Linked DNA regions of Homo sapiens: region 2 is linked to region 1. A link is a loop called in an ENCODE intact Hi-C map of the cell type or tissue named here. Cell type or tissue: HCT116. All regions are shown on one strand.

Evidence for each region. Peaks named below come from ENCODE experiments on the same cell type or tissue, not always from the same donor. Only the 100,000 strongest peaks of a DNase experiment are listed, where the experiment ranks them.
Region 2: it touches region 1 in a loop (2.6-fold over the local background); 2 of 110 quality-filtered maps call a loop at or near these places.

What each region holds. Positions count from the first base shown.
Region 1 is chr4:34,322,408-34,324,907 of GRCh38, forward strand. No RefSeq gene overlaps it. Among named protein-coding and RNA genes, the nearest start is that of LINC02484, 54 kb to the left of the region's middle. In HCT116, no CTCF peak of the experiment used is centred here; a DNase peak (open chromatin) is centred at 1,413.
Region 2 is chr4:33,647,786-33,650,285 of GRCh38, forward strand. No RefSeq gene overlaps it. Among named protein-coding and RNA genes, the nearest start is that of LINC02484, 620 kb to the right of the region's middle. In HCT116, a CTCF peak has its summit at 1,427 (motif pointing right); a DNase peak (open chromatin) is centred at 1,426.

The sequences.
Region 1 (2,500 bases):
TTGAATTGTCAATGATAGCTCTCTCTCATCCCCGACAGTGGCCATGTGGCACAGAGAATCTGTGCCCTTGAGGGAGGGACATCTCAGCAATTATGGAACATTGTAGTGGAACTCAGAGCTGCCCTGTCACAGTGAAAAGCGATACTGGGCAGAACTCACCCAACACCCAAGGAGGGAACGCTGAGACAAGCCATAGCCAGAGAGGAATCATCCAGCAGAAATTGAGTTCTGGCAAGCCTCAGCACCATGGGCTAAAGTGCTATGGAGTTCCTAATAAACTTTAAAGCCCATCTAGGCCACAAAGACTGCAACTTCTAGGCATGTCCTAGTGCTGTTCTGGGCTGATAGCCAGTAGACTTGGGGGGAAGGCAACCTAGTGAGACACCAGCTGAAGTGGCTGAGGGAGTGCTTCACTACATTATCCTAACCCCAGGTAGCATAGCTCATAGCTCCCAAAGAGACTTTTTTGTTCTTCTTGAAGGGAGAGAGAAGAGTGCAGACGACTTTGGTCTTGCAACTTGGATAACAGATCAGCCACAGTAGGATAGAGCACCAGGCAGAGTCATGAGGCCCTGATTCCAGGTTCCAGCTCCTTGATGACATTTCTAGACACACCTTGAGCCAAAGAGAACATTCTGTCTTGATGGAAAGAAAGCAATCCTGGCAGGATTCATTACCTGCTGACTAAAGAGCCCACGATCCCTTAATAATCAGCTGCGGTAGGCAGGTAATATAATGGGCTTTGGGCATGACTCTGAGACATGTTGGCTTCAGATGTGACCCAGCACATTCCCAGCTGCAGTGACTGCAAGGAAAGACTCCTGCTTGAGAAAAGTAGAGACAAGAATAAAGGAGACTTTGTCTTGCACCTTAGACACCAGCTTGTTAGAGTACCAAGTGAGCTCTTGGGGTCTCTGATTTTAGGCCCTGGCACTTGGACAGCATTTCTGGACCTGCCCTGGGCCAGAGGAGAGCTCACTGCCCTGCAGGGTGAGTCTCAGGCCAGGTAGCATTCATCACAAGCTGATAAAAGAGCCCTTGGGCTTGAAGTAAACATCAGTGGTAGCCTGGCAGTACGGGCATGTGGCAGTGGTGGCCATGGGGACAGAATTATCTGCCTGTGAGAAGGGAGGGAAGAGTATAATAGACTCTGTCTTGTGATTTAGATGCCAACTCACTACAGTATAATAGAACATATAGATGTCAAAAGTTTCTGACTCCAGGCTCTGGCTCTCAGACACCATCTCTGAAACCTCCTGGACCCCAGGGGAGCTCATGAGGGCACATGCTGGTTGATGCCACCACCTGTTGATTATATAGCCCTAGGGCCATGAACAGAGGCAACAGCCAAATAGTGATTACACTGGACCTTGGGTGACACCCAGTGCTGTGTTGGCTTCAGGTGACCACAGGGGTTTTTTGTCTTTCCTCCTCTAACTCCACAAAGCTCAGCAGAGGAAGAGAGGTTGTTTCTTTGGGAGGCAGTAAGAAAAAAGAACAAGAATCTCTGCCTGGTAATTCAGAGAATTATTCCTGATCACATCCAAAACAAGGGCAGTACCTCTATAAGTCTGCAAAAGCCAGAGAATTAATGGGCTTGGGTGCCCCCTAATGCAGATATGGCTGCAGTGACCAGAAACTTAGATTACAACACACAAAGTGCTTCCAAAGAAGGATGGGTACATACAAGCCCAGACTGTGAAGATTACAATAATCTAATCTAACACTTCAATGCACAGACACCAACAAACATCCGGAAGCATCACAACTATCCAAGAAAACATGACCTCAAATGAACTAAATGAGGCATCTGGAACCAATCCCAGAGAGACAGAGATATGTGACCTTTCAGGCAGATAATTAAACATAGCAGTTATAAAGAAACTCATTGAAATTCAAGATAACACAGTGAAGAAATTCAGAAACCTATTGAATAAATTTAACAAAGACACTTAAATAATTAAAAAGAATCAACCGGAAATTCTGGAGCTGAAAAATACAATTGACATACTGAAGAATGCATCACAGTCTCTTAATAGCAGATTCGATCAACGAAAAGAAATAATTAGTGAGCTTGACGACAGACTATTTGAAAATACACAGTCAGAGACAAAAGAAAAAAGAATGAATAATACCTACAGAATCTAGAAAATAACCTCAAAAGGGCAAATCTAAGAGTTATTGGCCTTAGAGAGTAGGCAGAGGAAGAGATAGGGGTAGAAAGTTTATTAACAGGTATAATAACAGATAACTTCCCAAACCTAGAGAAAGATACCAATATTCAAGTACAAGAAGGTTATAGAACACCAAGGAGATTTACCCCAAGGAAGACTACCTCAAGGAATTTAACAATAAAATTCCCAAAAATCAAGCATAAGGAAAGGATCCTAAATGCAGCAAAAGAAAAAAAAATAATATAAAATGGATCCCCAATATGTGTGGTAGAAGGCTTTTCAGTGGAAACTTTACAGGCCAGGAAAGAGCAGCATGGCATATTTAA
Region 2 (2,500 bases), 670 kb before region 1:
AGTTTTCATGTCCTCACAAAACCCATCTGGCAGCAGGGAAAGAGGCAGTGTTCCTCACATTCTCCTTTTTTTATCAGAAAGGAAATCTTCTACCAGATCCCTAAAATCTAACTTTATATTTTGTCTCATTAGCCATAGTTATATCACATGACCATGTGTGAGCTAATCACTGCAAGAGGAAAGGATGGTTATTATGGGCTTTGCCTAATCAACATTTCTTCCAGGAGCTGGAAAGAGAACCAGTTTCCCTGAGTGCATGTGCCATCAGTTCCTGAACAGAAACCAGTTTCTTATAGTAAGGAATAAGGAAATAATGGCTATTGGGAGGGATTTCCATAGCATCTGCCACACCTTTCAATGTGTTTCTGTAGCACTTACCATAGTATATAGTGCCCGCTAACTTGTCTGTTTCCCATATGTGATTGTATAAAGGTAGAGATTGGCTTGAGCTCATTGTCTATCTGCAAAATATCATACACAATAAGTGATCTTAAATGAACAAATTAATACTGAATGTTATATTGTACTATAAATGGTCAATATGACTTCAGGATACATCAAGCTGAAGTGTCTGTGCCCTTCTGTAGGCTACGGGAAATCTGCAAGCTTTTATAAATATGCTTCATAAATCATGGAAAAATAAGGCAAAGTCTAATCTTTCTTTCGTTGGTATGTCTTTTTATTAAATTTCAGCACAGTATTTCTGCATTGAATATGTCACCTTCAGTAATATAGGACGCTTTGGGAAAAAAGACACATGCAGGTGTAGACACTGAAGAAGAGCTTTCTATTTTGTCATTTTATTGTTCCTAAACTTGGAATAAGGCTATGTTTCATTTTTCTTATTATATGTTTAGTAGAAGAAATGATCTCTACTTATAGCTTACAAAAGGAAGTTTAATGTAGCAACAAAGTACTAATTAATTTTCATTCACGTGATGTTATAATAACATCTCTGAGAGATGACTTAAGGCATAATGTGTTTTTTTTCTCTTTTGAAATAAATGAACTCATCTTGGATGCTAATTCGTGAGTTACTTTTTAAAATAATGTTTAGTCTTTATAAACAGGAATGCACTAAAATTTAAAAACACGGAAGCGTATGTAGGTCATATAAATTTAAGAAATGAAAACTGTAGCATTCTCGAAAAGTTATGTTTTGCCCTTTAAGAAAATTGTAGTTTATTTCTGCAGCTAGATTAAAAAAAGCACAGAATGAGGAAAAAAATAAATATAGATAGACAGATATAGATGTTTGTACCAAAACAAGTTGATTATTCTCTTTAGATTTGGATATAGATAATGCCCTGAGGGAGATATACTGTAGAACAGTTTCTCAATTGTGACACTATTGACATTTTGGGCTGGATAAGTCTTTGTTGTAGAAGGTTGTCCTTTCCATTGCACAATGTTTAGCAGCGTCCCTAGCCTCTACCACTAGATGCCAGTAGCATCTCCCCATTTGTCACAAACAAAAATGTCTCCAGATGTTACCAGATATTACAAGGAGAGAAAAGTAACCGTAAGTTAAAAACCATAGCTGTTAAGTAGCAAAATTATAAAAATTTTCATCTTAATATGTAACAGCTTAAAAAAAAAGGATGGGTTTGATAAGGTTGGTGACTTTGAGTTATGTGATTGGTACTTGGGCCATAGACTATGGGAACTGAAGAAAGATGATTGATTTGTTTATAAAATATAATAATCCTTTTCCACTGTTTTACAAGACCATTTATCAGTTCTTTTTTTCCATTAGTATGTAGAAAAAAAATAAAAATAATGAATTCAGCAAATATTCATCAAGCCAGTATTCTGCATTAATTATCTTACTAAATGTTCAAGAGTCAAAAATAACAGCCTATTTCCTCACAAGACTGATGGTCTGGAAGTTGAAACATAAACAAATTATTCGACTATTATAACAGAAGAATGAACAAAGCAGCTGAGGAACTCAGAGGAGAAATTAAATACATTTTCACAGAGAGTTCAGGACATTTTTCCATAGACATGCTATTTGAGCTGATTTTTTAAAAAACAACATTAGAAAAAAATGGAATAACATTTAAAACAATGGTGCATACTTGTGAACTTCATGTAGCTCACAGAATTAGAGCAAGGATGTACCAAGATAGAGAAGTTGAAGTAGAAGCTGTCAAGAAAAACAAAGCTGGTCTATGAGAGGTTCATATATTACACAAAAATAATTAGGCCTTTCTCCTGTACGTTTTAAACAGTTCAATATTGTGATTAGAGCTATAATCTAGAAACACTATTGTAGTCATGTGTGGAGGTTAAAGCATCTCTGTCGTGGATGATAATCCACCATGTTGACTTCTGTTTGACCCCAGTTCCAGGAAGGCCTCTAAAATTTCTACTTTATCTACTGTTTCTTGTATAAGAGCACGTACTTACTGTAAATCCTACCATTATGTCAAAACAAGCTTAATCATAAATTCTGCTCTTAGACAGATTCATGTAGCATTCTTGCCTTTCCCTACAA